Linked DNA regions of Homo sapiens: all the other regions are linked to region 3. Evidence: chromatin contacts called from ENCODE Hi-C or POLR2A ChIA-PET data. All regions are on one chromosome and are shown on one strand. Each heading gives the region's core, a stretch centred on a gene start or an enhancer-like site at or near the end of the contact. The rest is flanking DNA. Distances are from core to core; before and after follow the strand shown. Region 1 overlaps FOXN3 (forkhead box N3). Region 2 holds the start of FOXN3-AS3 (FOXN3 antisense RNA 3). Region 3 has its middle 190 kb from the start of EFCAB11.

Region 1 (2,850 bases), core at 125-2,624, 490 kb after region 3:
AAAAAAGCAGATAGATTTAGGTGTGTGGAAATAGAAAAAAAATGTCATTGCAAGAAAGAGAAATAACCAGAGAACTTAGCTTCACAGAGACCATAGCAACAGCGCGGAACCTGAGCACTTCATAGACACCTTTGTATAGCGACGGGAAGAATAATGCAATGTCTGAAGAGGAAATAATGGAAGTTAAAACCTGAAGCAAAGTTGAAATCAAAATGACCTAATAGTTAGAGCGGGGCACCAGTTTTCATTGTCAAATCGTTGTTTGGTTTAGAGTGGAAACTTAGTACCTTTATTTTTCCCAGCACAAAACCAATTGTAAGAATTAACTGGTTGTTCTCGAGGTCCTCCCTGGACGTCGGGTGCCTGTATTTTGGTTCAGAATCACTGGCAAGAGGGGCTGCTGAATCACCTCTCGGTTTCGAGGATAATGGGGTAAGATTTGGTTTGGATTACACCAGGCATGGGTACTTAACATAATTGGTCATTTCATCAGTTCACAGTCTTTATTTTAAATGCCATTTAGGCTGCTACAGACAGTTTCAGCAGGCTAGAGAGCACTTCAATTCTTGTACAATGGAAACCAAGCAGAGCATTAGAAGGGGACAAGCTCATTTTTCAGAGGGGACCCAGGGCAGGCTGAACAGAAGAGTGGCTTATTCAGAGCCCTGCAGGCGTGGCCAGCTGACAGGTGTCCCCACCGTGCCTTCTTCTTGTGTCTGTGTGTCTCTGTGTTACGGTCTCTATGTGTTTGAAACGTGTTCTTTATTTTATTCGTTTAATTCATTTACTAATCTCTCTTATTTTGTTAATGAAAAGAATAAAGTCTTTTTTATATTTTCCCATTTCCAAACTCCCTGTCCCCCTCCCCCATATTCCATTCACCCATCAAACTTAAAATTAGGTTACTTTATTAAAACATCACCCTTGGATGATTTGTTGTAATGAGTCAGTGATTCATAATTAAAGACATTCCTCACCCCTAATCTGACCCTTCATCTGGTCTCTGATGGTTTCATCCCAAAATGACATAGGCACCTCTGCTCTTGGTAGCTTCATGCCTTCTGCTGAAAGTTGCCACAAGCCATGCTGATTTTATATCCTACTTCTGCCCTCTTGGTCTTGGTAGGCCCTGTTGGCCTCAGAGCTCCCCACGGAGTTTTGTTCAGAGAGGAGCTACTGCCTGACCATTTTGGCCTGCTTTTATTTCTAGCTCTTCCTCCAAGCAGGCATTCCCTGGGCCTACCCTCCCCACCCCACCTGCAAGCATTTCTTGATGGTACATCTCTGTGTGTCCAGTCCTGGGTTAGGCTGGAGATCCCCAGGGGAAGTCCAGGTCCCACCCTCTCAACCAGGTCCCACCCTCTCAACCACTCACAGCCCGTTCTGTGGTCAGACCACGAGTCCTAGCCCTTCTTGGAAAAGGCTGCTTGGCCCACCCACTCTAAGAAGCCCAGCCACTCTCAGCACAGATGAAACCACTGGTTTTACAAACCTTTCCAGTGACTCACTTGACACCCTTATACCCTTCTGGTCATTCTTCCCTCTTCCTTTTCTCCGTCACTATAGTATTGGGCCTCTAATTATTATCAACTCTGTGTCCCTAGGATGCGGTGGTAGAATTAAAATAAATTATCTAACATATTTTATTTCCATTCACTTCTGTTGGTTGTTGTTATTGTTGCTGTTGTTGAGACGGAGTCTTGCTCTTGTCGCCCAGGCTGGTGTGCAAGTGGTGTGATCTTGGCTCACTGCAACCTCTGCCTCCCGGGTTCAAGTGATTCTTCTGCCTCAGCCTTCCAAGTAGCTGGGATTACAGGCATCCACTACCCCACTCAGCTAATTTTTACGTATTTTTAGTAGAGATGGGGATTTGCTGTGTTGGCCAGGCTGGTCTCGAACTTTTGATCTCATGTGATCCATCTGCCTTGGCCTCCCAAAGTGCTGGGATTACATGCTTAAGCCACTGTGCCTGGCCATCCGTTTACTTCTGACAACTCACACTGGACGAGCTAATGTAATGGAAGGACTTAAAGGCATTTTCAGCTCACAGAGGAGGATTGTGTTGCCTTAGACTCCCACCTACCCACCCCCACAGCTAAAATAGGGAAAAAGGAAACCAGGTCTTCTGCTGTGAGATGCATGCTGTTCCTCCATGTGCACCAATGTACACGCAGTCCGTAGAATGTGCATGAAGTTGACATGATGGTTAGATGACTTGCTTTGAGGAATACCAGTTTCCCATGTTCTAGGTTGGCTTCATATCCAAACTTACTTGGGAGTAACAGCGTTTATCACCCCTTCTCCACAACTCTTACCCCTCCCATAACTCTGCTACGAACTTTTACTGCTGAAATGTATGAGATACCTCACCTTGGTTGTCTTTCATGCCATGAAAGGCTCAAGAGGAAGTTATAGTGGAAGGAACACTGGATTATGAGTCAAGGGACCTGGGTTCTGGTCTCAACCCTTCACTTGGTAAACTTTGTGACCTTGGACAAGCCACGTGGCATACCTAGCGCTTCATTTGCAATTTAAGGAGCAGACCTCAGCGATGGCAAAGATTCCCTATCTAGTACCAGCTCTGTTCCACTCTAGCAACTTCCCCCAAAATAGGTCAGAATGGATTTTGATGCTTAGTTCTGGCTCAGTGGAGAAAGAGTGTTACCTTCAGCCAGCTGTGTCTGCTGCGGGTGCAAGGAGAGGACAGAGTGGGTGGAAGGCTGGCTGAAGATACCCATCCCCAAACAAGATGATTTTCCAAGGTCCTTTGGATCTTAGGGAGACAATACGATATATTATAGGTTTGGACAACCTGGAAGTGAACCCTGTGTTGGTTTCTTGGGCAGCTGG
Region 2 (3,066 bases), core at 56-2,555, 420 kb after region 3:
TTTTAAAAATAGGCTGTCCATAGACCAAACGCTTCACAGGAAGTGGGCCTCACAGGAAGCCTCCCTCTCTCCACAGAACGGTTTTAGAAAATTTGCATTTTAAAGTTTGACTTCTAAAGATTCAACTCTTAATGGCTGGAGTCGATTGCTGGGAACTGAGGAATCCAAAAAATAAATAGTGGATTCTGAGTTGGGCTTTACCATTGCTGCCTGAGTTCTTTTGTTGCTTAGGGAAGGTAATTACAGAATTCTATTCCAAGAGTAAATGTCATTCTTTTGTGAGTAAGCTGGAAAGAAACAAGGGGATTACTTTTCTGTTTTTATAAAATGATCCCGATGTCATATGGTTTTAAAACATAACTAAATTTCTGGAGCAGAGATGGACTTTTGGGGGTGTCTCGGCCCTCTTTTTTTTTTCCCCAAACTTTAGAAATCTGACACAGTTAAATTCATTTTTAGAAGAGAATGCACGTGTTCTTCAATGTTGACGCTGAAAAACAATGAGATTCTCATTTTATTGGTAGTTTGGGTATGAAAATTGTAATATTGTTGTATCACCATAACCTGGTAATAATATGTTCATTTTGCCTATCAAACATAATACAAGTAAGATTGAAGTGCATTTTATGGAGTTCTACTGTCAGTATAATATTTAAGGCTGGCAAACAGTCAACAAATGAGAAGCTTTTAAAAATAAAGAAGTGATAATAGCTATACATCTACTTATTGCAAAGTACTTAATAATTCTCTATTAATGCCTTTGTATTTTAATTTTCTTTGCAGAGTATTGGGAAAGGGTCGTTGTGGTGCATAGACCCAGAGTATAGACAAAATCTAATTCAGGCTTTGAAAAAGACACCTTATCACCCACACCCACACGTGTTCAATACACCTCCCACCTGTCCTCAGGCATATCAAAGGTAAGCAATTCAGACTTCTTTTTTTTGGTCTACTGAAATGGCATTATTTTGGCAGAGACCTGCGCGGAAATTAATTTAATAGGCCGTACGAGATTTTAAAAATAACTGCAGGTAAATGAGAAAGAAATTAAGTATTATTAGGAGGCATATCCACTGTTGTATTTCCTACAAACCTTACCGCTGCTGCAGCGTCAGAGGAATGTGCTTCCAGAAGGCTTCATGGTGGGTGAAATCATGTCTTCCTGGGTAGAAACATTTACAAAGAAAAGTCGACAGCTTTCACATCTCGGTGTGTGTCATGTTTTGTTGGGATAAAAGTACAGGAACGAGTCAAGCAGGCAACTCCATCATCCCCTCATCTGGCCGGTCTCTGCAGACATTCAGTGGAGGCTCACTCAGTTGTCCCCACTGTTGTCTTTCGCAGTCTCCATGTAGACGGTGCTCCCAGGTGACCATTTTGTTGTGGTTACTTGGTCTTTGCTTCTTCAAGGAGAACAGTAGAAACAATAGAGACATTTTATCCTCCTCACATGCCCATTTGTTTGAGACAGTAAGGTCATGGGTACCATTTTTACAAATATATCATTGGAAGGGAGGGTAAGTAGCCTGTCACTTTTTTAAAAAGTGTCTTAATGTTAGATTCCAAAAGAGAGCCAAATAATCAGAACCAAATTTTTAAGATCAATTTTTATGAATACATAGTACTTGAATTTGAAGTGCATTCCTCAGTTCTACAAAAAAATATTTAAAAATGTATAGAAATGTTTCTATCGTAACCACCTAGTTAAGAGGAATTATCCTTGGACTGCAAGTTGAGGTTAATTAGGGATGGCATGATGTCATAGACTTCAGGAATTTTACAGTCCACTTCTTTGCAGATTCTTTTCCTAGTCTGCTGTTTGTTCTGCAGGAGGGAGCACAAAGTGATCTTCTGAAATAGCATTAATGAAGTTCTTCTGCATCTCAGTTGAGAAGCATTCCATCACAGGCCCTAGACAATCAGTCTTCAGCAAGAGACAGGGAGGAACAGCTGGGCTCTCTGAGAAGACTGCTGTATGTCTGCCTTTGCTAGGCGATTAGCGTGATGGTACCCATAGCAACTGGAGCGTCTCCATAGTAACGCGTAGCCGAGACAGGTGCAGTTGCATCACAAGGCTGTTTGTTGCCTGGCAAAAGGACAGGCCATTAGTACTTAGATATACACTGTTGCCTTAGAAACAAATAACCTTACATAGCAACTACAGTTGATTTGAAAGGTTTGGTGTGTGGGGGGGAAGGTTGTAGCAGCTTTTGTCTGTGTTCATAAAAATCAGTGGAAGCATACTTTATTCGAAATGACAACTTGAGGTCATATAGCTGTAGGAGAGAAAGTGGGATTTTCCAAAGCAGCCCAGCCAACATAGTAGACATGTCCAGAAGGACAGAGCCATATGCTTGGTTTTCTCCTTGTGGCCATAGCCACTCCCCAAATGGAAGAGAACCAGGATTGGAGTGGAGAATTGCCGATGTACAAGGTTGGTGAAGGAGGACGTGACACTAATTATTGAAATATTTCCCAGATTCTCATGTTTCTTTGTCATTCTACCCCCACCCCCCGACTCTCCAAGCTGCATGGAATACCCTTCTCTGGGTTTTCCACTCTGCACCTCAGAAGTATTTCATCTCCCTTTGCTTCTAGGAAGTTAAGAACATGAGTGTTACTCACTGGGTCATGTCATTGGTTCCTTTAGACCAGTATTTTGTTGCCAAATGTGACCCCGAGGGAAACACAGTAATTATTTAATAATTCGAAGGATTATAGAGGAGCTCTGGGGGTTGGAACAGGAATGCATATTCAGGCGAGAGGCATTCTGAGCTGGCCTTAGCTTAATGACTTCATTTGATTTTTAATATAGACATAAAAATGCAGATGAACCAGAGCTTTTGTAATGAAAATCATTTCCGAAGGAATATTTCAGACCCCACTCCGTCACCTCCAGCCTTTATCCCCAGTTGACTGAGGGGGGAAAAAAAACCAGTTTCTGCTTCTGCCCATGCGGTGCTTAGATTTCACCTCCACAGAGGTCACTGGCGGTGGAGGGAGATGACAGATGAGATTCTAGTCTGCCTCTTCCATGCCTTAAGTCCATGAGAACAAGTCACTTTC
Region 3 (2,848 bases), core at 263-2,762:
TGCTCTTTGACGCACATCTGGGAGTTTATCCTAAGGAAATAATTACAGATGAGGTGAAAAAGCTTTATCTAAGAATGTTCGTGGCAGAATCGTTCATAATTGTGAAACTCAGAAGCAATATAAACATCCAGAAAATTGGAATCTTTTAAAAAAGTTGAACGCTTTAAAAGAGATATAAAAATATATGGTGGACATGAGAAGACTTTTATTTCCATTAAGTAAAAAAAGCAGCACTTTTTTTTTTTAGTGGCAGGGCACAGTGGCTCACACCTATAATCCCAGCACTTTGGGAAGCCGAGGCAGGGGGACCACTTGAGGTCAGGAGTTCGAGACCAGCCTGGCCAACGTAGTGAAACCCTGTCTTTACTAAAAATAAAAAAAAAATTAGCCGGGTGTGGTGGTATGCACCTGTAGTTCCAGCTGCTAGGGCGGCTGAGGCAGGAGAATCATTTGAACCCAGGAGGCAGAGATTGTGGTGAGCCGAGATCGCGCCACTGCCCTCCAGCCTGGGTGACAAGAGTGAAACTTCGTCTCAAAAATATATATAAAATAAAATTAAAAGTAAAATAATTTAAAAAAGCAGTTTAGTGAAAAATGCAGTGTAGACCTGCATTGTGTAATACAATAGCCACCAGCAACGTGAGCACTTAAAATGTGACTAGTCTGGGCCAGGCACAGTGGCTCATGCCTATAATCCCAGCACTTTGGGAGGCTGAGGTGGGTGGACCACCTAAGGTCGGAATTCGAGACCAGCCTGACCAACATGGAGAAACCCAGTCTCTACTAAAAATACAAAATTAGCCGGGCGTGGTGGCACGTGCCTGTAATCCCAGCTACTCGGGAGGCTGAGGCAGGAGAATCGCTTGAACCTGAGAGGAGGAGGTTGTGGTAAGCTGAGATTGTGCCACTGCACTCTAGCCTGGGCAATGAGAGCAAAACTCCGTCTCAAAAAAAAAAAAAAAAATGTGACTAGTCTGAATTGAGAAGTGCTGTAAGTGAAGACTTAATATGGAAATAAAAGAATATAACAATATTTCATTAATTTTTATGTTGATTCAAGGTTGAAATGATAATATTTGGGGCATATTACTAACATTAATTTCCCCTGCTTTTTTTGTACTTTAAAAAAATGTGGCTACTAGAAAAACTTGAAATTTCATATGTGGCTCATATTTATTTTAGGACTTGTGACCACACAGTTTCTGTTACAACTGCTCACTTGCGTTGTAAGTCAAAGCAGCCATAGATGACATAGAAATGAATGGACATCTCCGTGTTCTAATAAAACTTTATTTATAAAAACAGGTAGCCAACCAGGAGGGCAGTAGTTTGCTTAACCGTGGTCTAGACCAGAGTTTCCTAACCTTGGGCCTTTTGACATTTGGGGCTAGGTAATTTGTTGTTGTTGAGGGCTGGCCTGTGCGTTTTAGGATGTTTAGCAGTATCTCTGGCCTCAACCACTAGATGCCAGTATCACCACCTGCCCCAGTTTTGACAACCTAAAATGTCTGCAGACATTGCTGAATGTCTTCTGTGGGGGAAAAATCACCCTGATTGAGAACCACTGGTCTAGCTCATATGATTTTATTTCCGAGAAAACAAAAATTGTGTGCATGTGTAGTGTTCTGGATGGGTACACACCAAGGTGCAGGAGTTACGTGTTTGGTTTTTTTCCCCATCTTTTCATTTTTTGCATTTTCTAAATTAAGCATAGGTTATTTAATATGTAAAAAGGAACAATCGTGGGGCTGCATGTGGTAACTCGGGCCTGTAGTCCCAGCTACTTGGGAGGCTGAGATGGGAGGATCGCTTGAGCCCAGGTGTTCCAGATGCTTCTGGGCAACATAGAGACCCCATTGCAAAAAAAGTAGGGGGATGGGGCAAATAAATAAATAAAACAATTGTGTAGACAAAGAAAGCCAAAAAGACAAAGATAAAATGAGACTCAGAAAGAAATCCACGTGTAGAAAAGAAAGTGAGAGTTGGGGGAGAATGCTACTTCATCCCCAAAAGACAAGTTCTCTACTTGGCCAGGCCCTCAACTGCCACTCCAAGATGTAATATCAAGGGCAGCAGATGTGGTTGGGCCAATGATCTCTGGGTTGATTATGGGTTTGGAAAAATACATCGGCCACACTGGAGTAGGCAGGCCCTCGCCTGGTGTGGTGTAACTATTTACCAAAAGGAAGCAGGCTTGATTTTGATGTACACACCACACCTCCTCAGGTGTAAGGCACACTGGGACCTCCACTGCTTGAGTCCACCAGGGAAAGGAGGAAGTAAGGAGTTAGACAAGATTTCAGAATGAAAAATTGAAACGCTGACTGCACTGAACTACTTCTCACAAAAGCCCAGGCAGTAACATTTTAGCAACTAAAAAATCAGTGCCAATTTACTGATATTTAAAATTCATGTTATTATAAATCAATTATTATTATAAGTAACTTTACTTTGTGCTTGCCATGCACCGGGCAGTGTACCTCATTTAATCTTCCATAATCTTCCTTATAGTGCTGAAAGGTAGGTGCTGTGCTTAGGATAGTTTTCCAGTTGTGGAACCCAGAGCTCGGAGATGGTAAGTTATATGCCTAAGTCCCACAGCTAGCAAGAGATGGAACCAAGGCTGTAGGCCACTCTCTGAGTTGACAAGTCATGCCCTTGTGATCTAAACTACAAGGGTGTACATTTTCTCTTGGGATTCAAGTTCTTATTTTGAAAGAAAAATACATAGCTCCTAAGAATTATGGTTTTTTGGAATTAGTCCTTTCCAGGAAAAAAAAGACTTTGCTCACTGTCATCATTGGTGAGAAGCTAATAAGCATGTCAAGTTCAGGTGTAGTTTGAGCAA

Evidence for each region. Hi-C counts contacts between places; a loop is a spot of excess contacts on that map. ChIA-PET counts read pairs that join two places held with the same protein, here RNA polymerase II (POLR2A). Pooled maps may share reads with other maps.
Region 1: a loop to region 3 is called in a pooled map, with 4 times the contacts of the local background. The contact joins two enhancer-like sites. A Hi-C loop is called at or near these places in 7 of 50 pooled maps. POLR2A ChIA-PET finds 5 or more read pairs at or near these places in 2 of 52 experiments (OCI-LY7 and naive thymus-derived CD4-positive, alpha-beta T cell).
Region 2: a loop to region 3 is called in a pooled map, with 5 times the contacts of the local background. The contact joins the promoter of FOXN3-AS3 here to the enhancer-like site in region 3. A Hi-C loop is called at or near these places in 1 of 168 maps with a recorded cell type or tissue (natural killer cell), 2 of 37 single-sample maps with no recorded cell type and 7 of 50 pooled maps. POLR2A ChIA-PET finds 5 or more read pairs at or near these places in 3 of 52 experiments (GM12878, T-cell and naive thymus-derived CD8-positive, alpha-beta T cell).

What each region holds. Positions count from the first base shown.
Region 1 is chr14:89,275,120-89,277,969 of GRCh38, reverse strand. The region is part of intron 4 of FOXN3 (forkhead box N3); the gene reads left to right. Among named protein-coding and RNA genes, the nearest start is that of FOXN3-AS3, 74 kb to the left of the region's middle. RefSeq lists an enhancer at 1,219-1,318. Within about 2 kb of position 1,374, at least 6 of the 41 ENCODE cell types and tissues checked have a DNase peak (open chromatin) inside an H3K27ac peak, as active enhancers do.
Region 2 is chr14:89,348,526-89,351,591 of GRCh38, reverse strand. It overlaps FOXN3-AS3 (FOXN3 antisense RNA 3), which reads right to left and starts at 1,305. Exons shown (of 2, transcript NR_188029.1): 1 at 1,099-1,305. FOXN3 (forkhead box N3) reads left to right here. Exons shown (of 6, transcript NM_005197.4): 3 at 784-920. RefSeq lists a silencer at 127-176.
Region 3 is chr14:89,766,580-89,769,427 of GRCh38, reverse strand. No RefSeq gene overlaps it. Among named protein-coding and RNA genes, the nearest start is that of EFCAB11, 190 kb to the left of the region's middle. RefSeq lists enhancers at 1,137-1,186, 1,976-2,245. Within about 2 kb of position 1,512, at least 3 of the 41 ENCODE cell types and tissues checked have a DNase peak (open chromatin) inside an H3K27ac peak, as active enhancers do; they include GM12878, where a contact is called at or near this core.